Regions from separate parts of the Mus musculus genome. Here regions 2 and 3 are each linked to region 1. Evidence: chromatin loops called from intact Hi-C (ENCODE). Cell type or tissue: left cerebral cortex. All regions are shown on one strand. Each heading gives the region's core, and the rest is flanking DNA. Links, peaks and the distances in the headings are about the cores only.

The links. Hi-C counts contacts between places; a loop is a spot of excess contacts. Peaks named below come from ENCODE experiments on the same cell type or tissue, not always from the same donor. Only the 100,000 strongest peaks of a DNase experiment are listed, where the experiment ranks them.
Region 2: a loop joins it to region 1, with 5 times the contacts of the local background. A loop is called at or near these places in 5 of 42 quality-filtered maps.
Region 3: a loop joins it to region 1, with 8 times the contacts of the local background. A loop is called at or near these places in 15 of 42 quality-filtered maps.

What each region holds. Positions count from the first base shown.
Region 1 is chr8:22,056,548-22,064,182 of GRCm38, forward strand. Atp7b (ATPase, Cu++ transporting, beta polypeptide) reads right to left here and starts at 3,527. Exons shown (of 21, transcript NM_007511.2): 1 at 3,425-3,527. The coding sequence starts at 3,508. Alg11 (asparagine-linked glycosylation 11 (alpha-1,2-mannosyltransferase)) reads left to right here and starts at 4,174. Exons shown (of 4, transcript NM_001243161.1): 1 at 4,174-4,223; 2 at 5,339-5,569. The coding sequence starts at 4,180. In left cerebral cortex, for the core only: no CTCF peak of the experiment used is centred there; a DNase peak (open chromatin) is centred at 4,088; H3K4me3 peaks cover 1,924 bases; H3K27ac peaks cover 313 bases.
Region 2 is chr8:22,182,799-22,187,798 of GRCm38, forward strand. It overlaps Ckap2 (cytoskeleton associated protein 2), which reads right to left and starts at 3,021. Exons shown (of 9, transcript NM_001004140.2): 1 at 2,886-3,021. The coding sequence starts at 2,994. Gm29878 (a long non-coding RNA gene) reads left to right here and starts at 3,230. Exons shown (of 2, transcript XR_378798.3): 1 at 3,230-3,281; 2 at 4,287-4,354. In left cerebral cortex, for the core only: no CTCF peak of the experiment used is centred there; a DNase peak (open chromatin) is centred at 3,081; H3K4me3 peaks cover 1,068 bases.
Region 3 is chr8:22,163,959-22,168,958 of GRCm38, forward strand. Nek3 (NIMA (never in mitosis gene a)-related expressed kinase 3) reads right to left here and starts at 2,477. Exons shown (of 16, transcript NM_011848.4): 1 at 2,420-2,477. It overlaps Ckap2 (cytoskeleton associated protein 2), which reads right to left. Exons shown (of 9, transcript NM_001004140.2): 9 at 4,194-5,000. The coding sequence ends at 4,773. In left cerebral cortex, for the core only: CTCF peaks have their summits at 2,558 (motif pointing left) and 3,682; DNase peaks (open chromatin) are centred at 2,265, 2,522 and 4,837; H3K4me3 peaks cover 1,274 bases; H3K27ac peaks cover 1,010 bases.

The sequences.
Region 1 (7,635 bases), core at 1,244-6,243:
GTCCCAAAGACCATGTGTTTTTGAGAACGCTGGTCAGACTGACCTAGGACCAAATGCTGCTATGTTTTCTCTTATTAACAAGCTAGCTTGAGTGAGTTATTTAACTTCTGCATGAGTTTCCCCGCCAACATGGCCGGGATATCTTTCACAGTTCTAACACTGTATGAGGTTAGCACAGACCCCATGGGACGAGGGCTGGCCACGGAAGAGTCTCTCATTCTAGCAGGTGCTGCGGAGCATCTGAATGCAGGACCTTACGATGGGTAATTCGATACAGCAGCTCACAGAAACGCATCATTAAGGACACAATGCAAGAACAGCCAAGTGGAGGAGATGCTCAGAGCAAGGAGGAAGGAATGGGTCCCCAGAGGTGCCACGCCTTCTGTAGACAGGCCACCCCCACACCCAGTATCTTCACAAGGTTCATTTTCTAGAAACTCCCCAAGATCGTCCTTTAGGGGTTTTATGGAGGTTCTGCTTGGTAGGCAGGGTTGATAAAAATTATGAGTCATTTGTGATTAACTAGTCCAGTCCCTTCCCCCTCAAAAGGTGGGGCAGGGAGGGACTGAAAGTTCTAACACCCAAACCATGTGGCTGGTTTCTCTGGTGGCCACCAATTCCTGCCTCTTAACCGATCCCAGGGAAGCTGAAGGGCTCTTCTTGTGAACAATAAAACATTTTCCTCTCACTCTGAATAAAGAAATCTCAAGGTCCAGGAGGGCGGGACAAAGATCAAATATGTGTTTCCTATTATCAAACCTGTGCCTCAGGACTTGGACACTTGGGCAGCTCAGAATGCTTCCCTGAAATCTGAACCACTGGGAGATGCAGGCCAGTGGGAATCTGCCCTGGAAGGCTTGTCGGATCATCCACTAAAACAGAGCCATCGTTATCATTCCGTATCCCTCCCCATTCCCTTCCCCTGAGGCTCAGGGGGGGAATCGAACCCACAAAGAGATGAGAATAAGGACCTGGTTCAGATTGACCTCGCCAACCTGGATCAGACTTCAGGGAGTCTAATGCCAGGCACTTCACAGCCAGAATATTTAAAACACAATTTTGGTAAGGGTTTCCAGGCAACAGTCATTTCAATCTAGGTGCACAGTAAAGCTTGAAGTGTGACTACATAGAAATTCCTTTGCAAACTACATGTGACCGCAAAGGAGGTAGGTAGGTTCTTTAGCTAAAAGGCCTAGAATGTAGTGTGGTTTCATAGGATGGTAGAGATCAGCAGGCCATAAAGTACTCCTGACATCTCCCCTAAAGGTGGGTGACAGTCTAGGGAGGGAAGAGTCTGGGATAAGTATTCTGGGGAATTTGGGTGAGGTGTGCCCCTATAGCAAAAGGTAGGTGAGTCTGCCTCCACAGATAGAAAATAGATCACCAGGTCATTAACAAAATCTACCCTCAGCTTTCTGGATGGAATGAAGGTATTTGATTTTTACACCCCTCCCCACTTGAGGAGACACCCCAGCTTGATTAACATTTCTGGTTCTCTTAGTGCTTCTCTGTGAGTAAAAAACCTTTGTGCCCCCAACACCTACCCCTGCTGGTAAATCGCACCCCTAAGCCATTCTATAGGAAAGTAAACTTCCCTAAAGGAAAGGTCTTAAGTCATAGCTGCATATAAAGGTCCTGGGACCTTAGCATTTCTGAAACAATATCCAAAAAAGCACGTGCTGAACCACAGCAAGGACAAAGTGGCAATAGAATGGTAACAGGCAGGTGAGGTCTGGAAATGCAGTCACTAGCAGAATGCTAGAGGCCCTGTGTTGGTCCTGAGCACAGAGTTAAGGCAAAAATCTATGTCAGAGCACAGAACCATGGGTTTGCCTTTCAGCACCGCAAAAAAACTGAATAAAGACAAAGTGGCACGGGTCCTAAGAATCGAACGAGTAAACACATGGGAGTAAAAACTAATACAGTGTCACGCATATAATAAGTTCAGTGACTTCGCCTAAAGCCATTATCAGTGTAATTCAGAAGCGGGTGAGGCCAACAAGAGACAGAGCAGTTAACCGACTGCTTCCACAGAGGAGCAGGTCTTCAATTTCACCTGATTAGATAAAGACTTTACTCTTTCAGGGGGACACTGACAAAGATAGGGGGCATCTCCTTCTCTGCTCTGGCCACCCCTACCCGGTGTGGGCTGTCTTCACACCTACTCAGCCACCTCTCTCCCTGCCTGTCCATTAACCTACACCCCTCTCATTCCTACACACCAGAGTCTACATGAATTTCACTAACAAGGGACGCTGGATAAAACTGCTGGATTAATTAGTTTCAGAGACCTGAACAAAAGGAGCAAGCTCCAATCCAGCAATCCAGACCTAAAGAAATACGCCCAGTATTAAATTCGATGTCAATAACCAAGTGTAAGGCCAGTTGAATGGCTCGATGAGTGGATGCACACAATCTTGAAGCCCTAGGACCTGTTTGCTGAAAGGAGGGAAAACCAACTCCTGGACGTCTTCTGCTGACCTCTCACGCCTAGATTCTCTCCCCCTCCATTCTTCCCCATATACACATAAAACAAATAAATAAATGCTTTAAAAAAAAAAAAGACTCAAGTACAAGTAGGGCAAGATGGCTCAGTGGGTAAAGGCACTAGCTTTTAAACCCGACGACCCGACACACTGACACACATGGTGGGAAAAGCAGCACTAAGTCCAGCAAGATGCCCCTAACCTCCATCACACACACACACACACACACACACACACACAACAATTCAAGTGCAAAGATCACGTCAACTGGGAAAGAAAGGAAGCAATCGCCATGACCACCCAAGAGGGAACCACCAACAGACTATGGGGAACACCTATGACACTCTGGGAAACAATCTACAAAGTATAACTAATTGGAAAAAAAAAGTTCCGAGAACATAAAACGTGATTTCAATTAAGCTAGACAAAATATTTTAAAACAATGCACAAATCTTCAAGAATTCATCATATGCCTGCGACCTATACAAGTTTCAGTAAGTATTTGTTGATTGAAAACGCACATGAAGAAAAGAAAAACAGACCTGCTTTTCATGTTAAATATTCTACGCTGTTTGCATCTCTAAGAGGCTGCATTAATTAACCCCCTGTATTATTAAATGAATGCCTTCAAGGTACAGGACTTGGATGTAGACCTTTTGAGGAGCATTAGCCAGGCATTAGCGAGGTATTAGCACTCCCAGGAGCAACTAGAGTTTTTATACAGCAAGCCCACGCTCAAGAGCTCTTTAATAAGGACCGGGGAAAGTTCTGGGCTCGAAATCGTTGTACACCAGAGGGCTAGTGGCACCCTTGATCTAGAGGGTTTTCCTCCCGGGTTCTCAGGGGTACGTGTCCACAGTCACGAGCCCTGGAGGAACCGAGGAGAAAAGCGCTTTGAGCAGGTGCGTACACGCTGCGGTCAGGCAAAGGAAACTTACTTTCCGACTGGCCTCTTTGGCTGTGACCTGTCTCTCCTGTTCAGGCATCGTCCCCACAGACGCCAAGTTCTTCCTGGGATCCATCCCCGAGCCCAAAGGTCACCTGGTTGGGGGGAGGGAAGGGCGACTTTACAAGCCAGGGAGAGGAGGCGCGAAGAAGCGCATCCGTGGTTCCTGGGGAACACAGGGCTCAGATCTCCCAGCCCCGGCGCTGCGGACTACGGACAGCGAGGTCCGCGGTGCGCTGCAGATAGGGTGCAGCGAGGACCACAGTCTCAGGACGCCCGCTCCAGCGCAGCCCCCTCTCCACCCCGCGCCCCGCTACTGCGGCCGCTGGGGACTCGCCGACACCTCTGAAAGAGCGGACTCTGTACTGGAAGATTAGCTCGTCGCCCGCCCGGACCTCCCATTGGGTCCCAACCGGCTGGCAGCGCCGCGGTGGGGGCAGGGCTGGGCGCCCTCAAGGGGGCTTCCAGACGGGAGGGGGGGGAGCGAAGTGGGCGGGGCGAGTGGGGTGGGAGGGGCGAGAGAGCCGGCTGTCCATCACAAGCCACGCCCCACCACCGCCACCGCAGCGGCGTGGCCCAAGTGGGATGGGCCCGTGTGCGCCCCGCCTGTGGGAAGCGGCTATTAGGCAACCTGCAGGAAGGCGTGTAAGCGGGGGGCGTGGCTAACGGCACACGCTTCCTCAGGAGCCAATAGGATAGAAGAACAGGCAAGCGCTTCCGGGCTGTGAGAGGGGAGGGTGGGATAAGATGGCGGCGGACACTGGGAGCTGGTGCGTGTACGCCGTGCTGCGGTGAGGATCTGGTGGCCTGAGCTCACGAGGGCGTGGAGGGTTTGGAGGCAGTCCAGATAAAGTCTGTAGAAGCGCTTTCTTCGTGCCTCGGTTTACCTCGGTTGTTTCGCATGCCGATCAGCTGTTTTCCTTAACTGGCTACCTGCTGCTTCGTAAACCAGTTGGTTGACTCTCTGCTACTTGACCATCTGTTGATTTCTTCTTTCCTGGTTGATGTTTAAAGTTGTAAATATATTGGTTTTGCCTTTGAGATACATATCGTTTCTTATGTAAGAATTACATAAAGTTGGTAGAAATAAACAGGAATGTTAACCACCCGGTGGTCACTACTATTGTAATAGTTCCATATTTCAAAAGTTGTTTCTGCCCTATGAAAGCCTACCTAAGTTCATATGTGTTTTTGTTCAGGTTGAACATTTATAGCTAGCGAAATAGCGTTCTGAAGAGCAGTGGATACATGCATTCTTGCCAGAGTTTGTATTACATCTTCCTTTCTGAGCTGTCTGCTTCAAGGTCTGTAGTGATTGCTAAAAATATGAATAGGCTAGTTTGTTCTAGCACATTCTTGGCCTTTTCCCGATAAATGGAATGCTGCCAGCTCTGTACAGTGTACATTGTCATGAGTGACTTTCTGCATTATAATGGTCATTGATAAGTAATTCAAAGCTTTGGATTACAGTTACCTTTCTTCCAAGCATTTGGTTTAAATATGGGTATGTATTGGCTAGGAATCAAGTGTTTACCTAACATCTTTGAGGCCCTGAATCACCAGTCATCACCACTAAGGGGAAAAAAATTAATTTTTTTTGTTTTTTTGTTTTGTTTTGTTTTTGTTTTTCGAGACAGGGTTTCTCTGTATAGTCCTGACTGTCCTGGAGCTCACTTTGTAGACCAGGCTGGCCTCAAACTCAGAAATCCTCCTGCCTCTGCCTCTCAAGTGCTGGGATTAAAGGCATGTGCCACCACCGCCCGGCACTTTTTTTTTAAATAATTTTTTTAGCAGACTTAGGAGCTACAGAACTTAATATTAAGCAAGTGTGTAAAAAGTAAACCTTAGTTTGTAGCTGACTTTTTAAATTGACAACAGGTTGATTTTCACCTTTTATTTATCTCAGGTTTTTCTATTCACTCTTCTTTCCTGGACTGATGATATGCGGAGTTTTGTGTGTATATTTGGTCATTGGCCTTTGGGTTATCAGGTGGCATCTACAGAGAAAGAAGAAGTCTGTGTCGACCAGCAAAAATGGAAAAGAACAAACGGTGGTTGCATTTTTCCATCCATACTGTAATGCAGGTGGCGGAGGAGAGAGAGTTCTGTGGTGTGCTTTGAGAGCCCTGCAGAAAAAGTAGGTATGCATCTTTCTTAGCTCAAACACAGCGCTACTGCTTGCTAAGATCATACTGAATTTTAGTTTCCACAGATTTCAGTGTTGCAGAGCTGTTATCCCAACTTACCTGGAGTCTAAAGTGGGAGGATTATTGGAGCCCAGGAGTCATAAGCCAGCCTGGGCAACATGAGAAGTACCTTTTAAAATGGGAATTTAAAAAGAAAAAAGAAAAAGTTAGCTTTTAAAACATGCTTTTATTTCTCAGATGAACAAAACCTGTCTAAGACTAGACCCTTCAAGACCCCATCCTAGGCGGAGAGGAACTCACAATGTCCCTTTAGTGAAGTGCTAACGTCAGTTAATGCTTGCTGGAGATGGGGGACTCATACTGCTTTGTGCTGTAGCCACTTGTAAGTTGCCTTTGTTTAAAACTCTCCCCCTGGGCTCACACAGGCAACCCTAATTAAATGCCCACACACCAGAAAAAGACAGGGAGGCAGGAGAAAAGCTTGCTGGGAAGAAGAGATTTGCTGGGCTGGGGAGGATGATAAGATAAGGGGCACAGGATATAATCTGAGCGCATGGTATACGTGAGAGCAAGTGGGGGTAGCCACATCATGAAAAATAATTTACTTGTTTTTGGTTTTATTGAGGCAGGGTCTCAATCTGTAGCTCTCTGGCCATCCTGGAACACACTCTGTAGATCAGGCTGGCCTCAAACCCACTGCCTCCCAAGTGCTGGGATTAAAGGTGTGCACCACTATGCCCAGCTGAAAATAATTTTTTAAAGAGTGTTAAAACATATATAAATCTCTGGGATCTATGTGAAACCTATCCAGGTGAGAACATAGTCCCAGATTCCCTTAGAGAAGCAACCTCAAATTATCTTAAGTGCAGTAATTTTCTTCCTTAGTTGGCATGCTTTTTTAATTGGAAAATATTTACAATCGTTACAAAAGAAAGAAGTATATAGTTTTGGGGGAGCATGCATGTGTGCTTGTGTGCTTGTAAATGTAGAGGCCTGTAGCTGATAGTGGATGTCTTCCTCAGTTGCTTTCTACTTTTTGTTGAGGCAAAATCTCTAGCTAAACCTGGACCTCGGGATTTCGGCCAATCCAGCTAGGCAGCTTGCCCAGAAATCCACTTGTCTCTGCCTTCCAGAGTGGTGGGATTACGAGTGGCTGCCACTTTTATGTGGGTTTGGTGTGTAGACAGTGGTTTTCACACTTGGTGGCGTGTGCTTTACCCACCGAGTCATCTCTGTGGCCCAAGTCTGGCATTGTATTATTTTAGTAATCAGGGTATAGTTATGTGTGTATGTTACCTACAGTGTGTTTAAAAGAATTTGTTATATTAGAACTAGTTAAGTAGCTGAGGAAGTCTGAAAATTGATGTAGCAAGGAAACAATATGTAAATAACTGTACTTCTTAATATGGAAATTAATTTTTTAACGATTTTATCTCTTTTTAGTTTATGTATATTAGTACCAGCATGTATGAGTCTGTGATGTACATGCTGTGCCCACAGAGGCCAGAAAAGGGCATGGGATCCTTATGAGTTAGTATGCGGTACTGGGGATTGATCCCAAGTCTTTTGTAGGGACAAGTTCTCTGAGCCACTGAGACATGTCTCCAGATCCAGGCATTCATTTCTTAAAGGAATGTGATTAACTGTCCCCAGCCAGTCAAGCTTCATTATGTAGCTTACATATTTGGTGTTGGAGGGGTGTTACAAATGAGGGGGGAGAATCCTAAGTAATGCTTTAAAATTATAGTTCTATCAGGGCGAGGAGGGTAGCTTAGCAGTTAATAGTGCCTGGTGCTCTTCCAGAGGATCTTAGGTCAGTTCCCAGCACTCAAGTCACATGCTTGATAACTGCCTATAACCCTAGCCCTAAGGGGTCTAACACCTGCTTCTGCCTTCCAGAGGTTCCTACATACATGTGGCCTATACTCACACACAATTACATACAATACACATAAATAAAAATAAACCTTAATTAGAATGATGATCCTATTTCGAGACAACTTTAATGAATCTTAGTTTTTTGTTTTATTTCATTATCAATTTATAGGAAGAACTA
Region 2 (5,000 bases), core at 1-5,000, 130 kb after region 1:
CATCTAAAACTACAATCCTGGAAGTTCAGCTCTCTGAGTCCTCTACCCGCCGGTTTGTTCTCATTTATACAGAATGTTCTCTCATTCAAGATTCTTGCTCTTTCTAAGTCTTTCTCAGGATCAGTGAGACAATAAAAGGTTAAATTCTTTTAGATAGAATAAATCAGATTAAAAAAAAAAGAGAGACAAAACCATAAAAGCTTAAAGCGAAGTCAGAGTAGGTCTGACTATGTTCAAGGGGCCTTGTAGAGGATGGCTTAGACAGTATACTCAAGGGTTACAGTGACTGCTCCTGTGGATACAGGGTAACAAAAGCTGACTGAGACACGCATGTCTTGTCCTGTGTGTCTCTGCTAACTTTGTTAAGCTTTAAACATCTGGAGAAACTGTGGTCAGAATTAAGTGTACACTTGTTATTCTTAGGTCTCCTTGGGACAACCAATCCTCCAGTTCTCCGCTATAATTACACTTGTGATAAAATAAGCTACTTGATATAAAAGATCTTACAAATTGACTTAGACTTTGTAAAACTATACTATACAGGATAATGAAGTTCCCAGTTTCTCCATGGACTGAACTTATCATATAAAGTGTATTACCTTAGTATTTAAAAGAGCTTCAGTTCAGAAACTGTCTTTTGTTTGTTTGTTTGTTTGTTTGTTTGTTTGTTTTTCGAGACAGGGTTTCTCTGTGTAGCTCTGGCTGTCCTGAAACTCACTCTGTAGACCAGGCTGGCCTCGAACTCAGAAATCTGCCTGCCTCTGCCTCCAAGTGCTGGGATTAAAGGCGTGCGCCACCACCGCCCGGCCAGAAACTGTTATTTTTAAGGCTCAGAAATCTTACCAGAGATAAATCACCTTAGCTTACAAAACCCTAATCTTGTGAGAGTTGCCAATGTATTATAAACTGTTAAAACAAAGGTAATCTGGGGTGATAACGTATGTCTTTAATCATAGTGCTGGGGGCAGAGGCAGGTGGAGGTTTGTAAATTCAAGGCGAGCCTGATCTGCATAGTGGATTAGGACATTCAGGGCTATGTAGAAAGGCTGTCTCAAAGTAAAATAAAAAATAAGAAAGTAATTAAACATATATTTTATGTGTCCAGAATTGTGTTTGTAGTCACACTAAGTACAAATATAATTCATTTACAGAGACAAGATGGGAGGGAGAGACCAATTTATATCCCACATTATACAATCTTCTGTAATATATTTTCAAAATTAAACTTGAATGGGCAATGCAAAGGCAGTTTAATATAAAATACTGTTCAAAATAGGTACATTTAAAAACCAAGCAAACTGGTTAGGGAGAATTAAATGTTCAGGTAAGTAAAATGGGTTAAGCTGACCAGACACTTGCACGTCAGGTTTGATGGGACCTCCTGTGAGAGTGGTCACAGTAAGCTGCACAATAACCTCATTACCAAATAAGGATAAGACTCGCCAGAGTCTACTGCTCCTGTCTCCTGGCTTGCACACCAGACCAGGAAAGCCTCCTCCCAGAGATGCGGGACTATCATTAAGTCTGGCCACTTGGTCAGGTGGGAGGTCGACACAGCAAAGATGTCAGAATTATTGCCAGTGACCTTTTTTTTCTGTTTAAATTGTTCAAAGTGTAACCTGGGGCTGGGATCTAAAAGAGATTTAAGGATGAGAGTAGTGTAAAATGCACAAGCCTACCCCAGGAAGCAGAGGCAGACATTCTTGAGTTCAAGGCCAGCCTGGTCTACAGATCAAGTTCCAGGCAGCTAGAGCTACAGAGAAACCCTGTCTCAAAACAACAACAAAAACCAAAGCGACAAGAAAGCACCAGTCTAAAGTGTTTAAAAAGCCAATGAAGTCTCGTATTCAGGGCTGGCTCTTCCTTGGGTGCTAGCCAGAGCGAACAACTTCTACTAAAGAGCTTTAAAGAGTAACCACTAAGGGTGTGGAGTGTCTCCTCCCTGGGAAAAGAGATTATTCCTATAACAACACAATAGGAGATTTCTCAATTTAGACAAATGATCCCATGAATCAGAAATTACATGCAAGGTGCTGTTTTAGGCTTACTATTACTGTGATGAAAACACTCTCACCAAAGGCAACTTGGGGAAGAATGGGTTCATTTACTAATATCTCCATAGTACAGTTAGCTCATCATCAAAAGCAGTTAGGGCAGGAACTTGGTGCCATGAAGAAGTGTAGCTACAAGGCTTGCTCTGCCTGGTTTGTTTGTTTTTGTTTTTAAATAGCACTCAAGACCACTAGCCCAGGGGTGGCACCGCCCACAATGGGCGGGGCCCTCCCTCTCCCATCAATCTCTAATTAAGAAGATGCCCTACAGGCTGGCCTACAGCCTGCCTGATCTTGTGGAAACATCTTCTCAGTTTAGGTTCCCTCCTCTCAGGACTCTAGCTTGTGCTCAATGATAGAATACTTGCCTAGCGTATACAAAGCTCTGAGGTTCATCCTCCCAAATAAATAAATAAATAAATAAATAGCATCAAATGTCCTAATCGAGTGAAAATTGCAGGGAACACATTTCAATATAGGGTTCCAGAAACAACTGTGTAGAGAGATCTGATACCAGTCGCCAAATTCTGACCAACTTACATAAGTTTTCCACATTCTTGCTGCAGACCATTCAACTCCATTTTTCCAAAACGTCCAGGACATCATGCAAACAGTCCCAGCCTCACCTCCACGTTCCAAGCACAGAGATAGGAGAACCCGGGAGCTAGCGAGCGCGCGCGCAGGCGCAGTCGGGGGTCCGGGCAGCCCCGCCCCCGCCCTCAGACCCCGAAGATAAACCGCTGGCCCCGGCAGGAGCCGAGCCACGCGCTACCCTCGGCAGCGGCCTGGGCTCTCAGAGAGAGTTAGCGGCCGAGGCCCCGTGCCATCGCTCACCTCGGAAGGCCGGCTGGTCTCGCCTGGTCGGGGGCAGCTGCAGGTCCCGGGTCACCGGCAAGGGATTCCTCGCAGCCCTGCCAAGGAAGCGTTTCCTGGACTCTGCCATCGCTTAATGAGCGCGCCTCGGCGCCGGCGTGGATTGAACGGACCAATGAGCGCGGAGGGGCGGGGCCCAGGCGAGGGGCGGGGCCGTCCCAGAATCCAGAGACTTGGCAGCCGGCGAGAAATTTCAAAATCGAACAAAGCTCTCCCAACTGGATGGATGACGCCGTTGGAGCGGGCTTGTTGAATCCTCAGGATATAGCAGGACCAGGCTTGACAAGTCAGGACATGTCTTCAGACACAGCCCAGAGGAAGCCAAAGGACCGCAGTGACTGCACCTGTCAAATGCTGGTGCGCTCCTTAGGGATAAGGCTCATTGCTTTCCCTGAGGACAAGTTCCCGAATGATCTTTGGAGCTGCTTAACAGAATTAGGTTGCGATTATACCTCGCAAGCGAGATGATGAGCTCAGATGTTAGGTGTCTCGTGTTTGCACAGCTTGCAAACAAAACCTTTTTTTTTTTTTTTCTTTTTTCGGTTTTTCAAGACAGGGTTTCTCTGTATAGCACTGGCTGCCCTGGGACTCACTCTGTAGACCAGGCTGGCCTCGAACTCAGAAATCCACCTGCCTCTGTCTCCCAAATGCTGGGATTAAAGGCGTGTGCCACCACTTGCCCGACTTTGCAAACAAAATCTTAAGTTGAGATCTACCTTTGTGCTGTTATTTTATTGAAAATCTTGCTACGTAGCACAGGCTGGCCTAGAACTCACTTGCAGTCTTCCTTGACCTCCTGAGTGCTAAGATTACAACTCTATGCCCAGCCCTTTCTGTGCATTTATATATGCATTTGTGAAATGCAAACAAGTGTAGGAGACAGAAGAAAAAGAAAACTGAGGATATAACCCTCTGCTCTTTCAAGGCAGGATATAATTCTGTGAAGTTAAACCTATTGTGTGTTATAAAAAGATAAAGGAAAGAAGGAATATGTTTTGGTGGATGTGTAGTCAGGTATGGGGTGCCCCCGCAGGCCCATGGGTATAGTATAGAATAGAGTTTACTCAGGGAATGGGGAAGGGAGTTAAAAGGGTATTAGAGACAGAGAAAGGCAGAGAGAGTTGAGGAATAGAGGCTGGCTGAGAGCACATGTAGACAAGGGGGAGTAGGGGTGAGAGGACAGAGCAGGAGCAAGAAGACAAGAGAGAGCAAAGGAGGGAAGAGGGCAGAGGTAGCAAGCAGCCCCTCTCATAGTGAGTCAGGCAAGCCTGGCTATTGCCAGGTAACTGTGGGGCGGAGCTTAGACAGAATGCTAACAAAACCAACTCCTGTTGAACAATTTGTCTATGTTTGTCTTTTTAGGCATGCTGCCTTAACCTTTGACGCCCATCATTTAAACATGTCACCAACATAAAACCCAGACATGCTAACAGTGGTGGTTCATTGCTGTACTCCCTCAGAAAAATGACATGTGTGAAACATATTTCTAGGAAAAAAGCTACATCTTCAAACTGATTAACTGATTGGAACCTCAAAGGTTGTGGAGAGCTTGGGATGTTGCAGGACCAGGGCCCAGATACAACCTATCTTGAGCTATCTGTAACCCATTAAATAGCCACCCCTTGCCCCTATCCCAACCCCCACCTCAGACCTTAGGACACCTGACATCATGTTAGACGCCTTGTTTTGTTTGTTTGTTTGTTTGTTTGTTTGTTTGTTTAAGTGAGGGAGAACAACTGGAGGATGGTCTGGGTCTGGTTGCCCCCTAACTGTACACCCAGAGAAGCTATGTAAATCTTGCTCCCCAATTTAAAGTTAATAAAAGACTAGAGCCTGTGATTGAGTTGTAGAGAGAGAAAGGCAGGAGGTTGTGGGGACCCAGTGAGGGGGGGTCTCAGGAGAGACCAAGAGAAGGAGAAAGGAGACAAAGGGAGGAATAAGCTGCCTTGAGGGGAATGGCCCACGAGTGCATGGCCATGGGAAACAGCAAGTGACAAGGGACAAGTGGCTGGGGATGTGAGGTAGAACAGCTCCAAAACCTGCCCAGTCTAGGCTTACAGCTTGGAAATAAAATAC
Region 3 (5,000 bases), core at 1-5,000, 110 kb after region 1:
TTTCATATACATCTGTATACATGGACTAGACTCCTTTCATATACAACATCTGTATACACAGACTAAACTCCTTTTATATACAACATCTGTATACACAGACTAAACTCCTTTTATATACAACATCTGTATACACGGACTTAACTCCTTTTGGTCCTTCTTAGTCTTGTCATCTTAATTTGAAGGGTCCCTATGACGACAGATAATGATTTTTCTTCCTCTAGGTCATCCCTGTCATCACCGTCACCCATGTGGAGGTGACTATAATCCCAAGCGAATGCAAGGCAAGGCTAGAGAAAGAGCTATGTTGGCTTGTAGCAGAACTATTCAGGGGAGTCAGGAAACTCCTGTGTAAGTGAAGTCTGAAAGGCTGCCACACGTGCCTTAAACAAAAAGGAGACACGGAGTGGTCAAGGTGGAAGGCATGATGGATGCTGAGTTCAGCTGAGTAGATGAAATTGGCCTGTGACAGGCTGGTACACAGATAGATTTATCTGTTGACCACTGTAAACCAAATGTTGCTGCTGAGTTTTTATCTTCAGGGTAATTAATGGTCTGTCTCTGACTGGTGTTAGAGAACAACAGCACGGTCATATCTGCATAGCAGAAAAGTCGCTCTTTGGGGTCACAGTACTAATGGACTGCATGAAAAGGGTACACAGGGACCACGTCAACAGTAGGGAAGATGAGGGCGTAACGGTGAAACGCAGGGGCGTGATGACCTTGGGGAATTAACCTATCGTCAAGGACACATTTACAGGGAACAAATACGGAAGAGGCAAGATTCTGGTATGAACTGAATGACATAATGATTCTCAGATGGAAAGGTAAGGCCTTGGAGTCATATGTACAGCCTTCGTTTGATGATTGATTGATTGCATTGGAGTGTGGCTGGGTGGGGTGAAACAGAGAAGACACACTCTACGTTGGATCCACTGAGCTGGAGTTTCTTAGGATTCAAAATGGATATTTAAACACAGTCTGACTCCCATGTCTCCCCCACAAAAGCAGCATGATTTTTAATACACTTTTTCTGGCACATAAGCTATATACACAAGAAGCAATTACACAAGAGACACAGTCTCAGGAAGACCCGAGGTAGCTGCTTGCCTAACATGTTAAAGACCCTGGACTACACGGGTGGGATAGAAGTTGTGGGAGACGCCTACACTTAGAACTCATACACTTTTTTCATCACAGGAAAAATACTGGCATGAATTACTTGATTTTTTTCCGTTCACAAAGCTAAATTGTTTTTATTTATTTATTTATTTAAACCACCCACAAGCTGTAAAATGTAGAGCACAAGATGTAGTACAAACATCGAAGATCAAACCCTGCTAGGACCTGCAAAGCTTCTAGTCCGTAGCTGGGGTTGGGTAGTCAACACCTGTAAGATTAGCACTTAAGAGGCAGAGGCAAGATGATCGCCATGGGTCTCAGGCCAGCCACTGTCTCAAAAACTAGCCAAACAAATAGACTGTGCCTTCCAGTTTGCTTTCCAGTCTATCACAGAGTTACCAGGAGACTATAGCAACAAATCCTCCATATAACCAAATCCAACGCCGTGTTTCCAGGAGTGAGGCATTTGAACACACCCAGACACAAGTAACAGACCTATGACACTCAGGAGGCAGAAGTTGGTGAATCACAGCCTGTAACCACTGCTAAGTCCAAAGTCAACTAATTCACACCATGGGTTTCAGGCCAGCCAGGGCTACAAATGGGGGCTGTCCCCCCACCGCTCCCCCCCCCCCCCAACCAATAAAAACCTAGAAGAAAACAACCAAGCCCTTCACACTGGTCTTCACAGGGGTCTTAAGTGGTCTCTGGTTTCAATTGCTTTTTTCCTGTTCCTGGTGCCTGAGGACTTTTACCTATGCTATCAAAATGACTGATGAGCAACCAGGCTTTCCTTGACTGAAAAATCAAGTTAGTATTTTTAATCTCCATGTGTTCGATAGCCAGTATTACACCCATAAACACAAGCCTTATTACACTAGGTGTGGCGAAAGCTGATGGGTTCCTTCCAGTGTTTATAAACAAATACGCCTTTAATAAAGATAAACCAATTGTTTAAAAGAGCCTAAAGTGATTTGCAAGTGCCCAGAAGCGGGGTCAGTTTAGACAGAGATCCCAGGACACACACCCTGGAGACCCACCAACCTTTCCCTACCAAAACACCCACCCTCCCGAAGCTGCTCCGCTTCAGCCGCACGAGCAGTCTCCGACGCGCATGCGCGCACCGAACTCAGCGACTGGGGCGCACAGCCTACGGGCTGAGTGATGCGCCCACATTTGGCCGTCGCCCCGCAGCGGGCGAGCGCCGACCGGCGGCTTAGGGGGCGGGGGGGGGGGGGGCAAGAGGCTCCACCCGCTCCTCTCTCCACCGCGGCCGACCCGTACAGCTCCCTTCACCCACCTCCCAGCGGCGTGCGTCGCTTCTCCGCTCCTTGCGAGGCCTGGGAAGTGGGCGGGGCGTGGGCGGGGCGTGCCCCTAGCTGTGGGCAGAGGAAACTGTTGAGGTCTGGCCCTAGGCGCTGTTCTCTGAGTAGCTGAGCCCCAAAGAGCTGTTTTAAAGCTGTTTTGCCACCTTGCGGTAGGATATTGCTAACGTTTTGAACCGGTGCCCCCAGTAATTTGAGTTATTGCTCCAGATTAGGCAGACAGACAACAAACATAAATTCCACAGGGACACTGCTAGCATTTACTGTATGACTTTGGAAAAAGTGAAAAACAAAATAATGCACCACCCCAAAATAATGCATCTCATTCTGAAATGTGTATTTCTTCCCGGAAATAGCAGAAAGTTATTAAGATTCTAGTTGTACCAGGACGTGGTAGGATGTCTGTAATCCCTGCATTCGGAAAGCTGAGGCAGGAGATCCAGAATTGGACGCCAACCTAGTTTACAGAGCAAGTTCCTGGTAGGCAAGTCAGGACTGTCTCAAGTGTTAACATTTAGGGGTGCAGAATAAAGGAACAAAAGGCAGGAATGAGACCAAAATCTGGCCTCAACTGACGAGACTGTTCACCCCACCCTCCCCTTCTCCCCTTCCCTACTGATCCCAGATGGAACTAATGTTTGTAGAAGAAATTCAAATCACAGGACAGCAGACCCAGACACCCCCAAGATGTTAGGCAGAGGGTCCAATGGCCAACCAGGCTACAGTCAAATGTACAGCAGGGAAGCAGGGAACTAGACCCTGAGGGGGCGGGAGGCAGGGTAGAAAGGGACACTGGAAACCTACAAGTCAATTGCTGGAATAGGTGGTTTATCAGGCAGTGTAAGTCATTAAGTAGCATTGAGAGAGGAGAGGAGAGGAATCTATCAGGGTTCCTCAGCTGCAGCACTGTCCACATTTGGGACTCTTGATTCTTTGCTGGGGCTGTTGTGTCTCGGGGCTCTCTCTGTCCACCAACTGATGCCGGTACTCACTATGCTGTCTCCCCATCTGTTTTATTTTTGGAGATAGTTTTCATTACGAAGGCTAGACCAGCCTGGAAAGCACAGGTCTGCCACCTCTGCTGGGATTACGTGTGTGAACCACTAGCTTGACAACCAAAAATGACTTGGTTTTGGAAATCCCTGGAGGGAAGGACAGACCCAGGTTCAATTCCCAGCTCCCTGTGGCAGCTTACAACTGTCAGTTTCTCCAAGGGGCCTCACACCTTCTTCTGGCTTCTGAGGGTACTGCACTCATGTGGTGCATAGATATACATGCACATAAAAATAAATAAATCTCAATGGGTGGGAATTAAACAAAAGAAAGAAGATACCGGGGGAAAAGTGGGTGTGGTACAGACCACCTGTGGTGGAGAACAGTCCAGCCGCAACATCCAAGGATGGAGTTACGGGCGAGCATGTAGTTCATCCACAGTTCATGCTTCGCAGACAGGAAGCTTTCCATCCCTAGACCTCACCAACACTCAGTTTGAATCTGAGTTATCCCTAAAGCTTATGTTTAGAATGCCTGGTCTCCAGCTTGAGGCACTGTTCTGAAGGCTGGCAGAAGTGGATAACTACTGAGCCTGGGAAGTTATACCCAGCACGGGAAAGCAGTACCCTCCATCCATCTCTCCCTCCCTCTCTCCCTCCCTCCCTCCATCCATCCCTCTCTCCATCCCTCCCTCCATCAGGCCTTCCTCACCATGGTGGACTGTACTCAGAAACTAGGTAAAAATAACTCTCATTTGTTTCTGTCAGGTATATTTTATCACAACTAAAAGTAATACAAACTTAGCAATATACTTCAAAAACTAAGTTTAAATTTGGTTACTGTGGTTAAATGACATTTTACAAAGCAGTTTTTCTTGTGGTGCTAAGGACTGAATTCAGAGCCTTGCACATTAGGCAAGCACTCTTCTGGGGGCACATCCTGAGACCCCAGAACATATTTGTTGAAATAAATGCCATAGGCAGCTAACTATAGCCCCACAGTAGGGTCCTAAAGTCAATTCCATCATCAAATAAGTCAATCAATGAAATGTCATTGGAACATTATACATATATATTTATTATAAACGTATTAGGAACAAAGTCAACGTAAAAATATAAATTTATATAGACTACATTTTCTGATTTTGTTTCTTTAACTGTAAGTAATTAGTAAAGTGAAGCAGCCAACATTATATTTTAAAAACACAACAAACAAGCTAGTGGAGTTTACCTGTACCATACTTAGGCATGCGGACAACTTCAGACCTACGATAAAGTTGTACACATGCAGGGCCACAGGAGTAACACAACCATAACTGCTCAGGACTCGGGACTCCTATTCCTCTTCCGCTACGTCGGTCTCAAAGAACAGAGGGCACAGTGCTGCATTAGGGCGGCAGACAAAGGCATCCCCTCCCAACTCAGACAACTGCTCCAGGGAAGACACAGAAGGGTCGTGGTCTTTTAACATGGCTGGCAGTCGTGAAGTCTTGTCTTGAATGCGCCGTGAGCGTCTCACTGGTGTCAGGAACTTTAGCTCTTTAAGTGTGGAATTTTTATCATG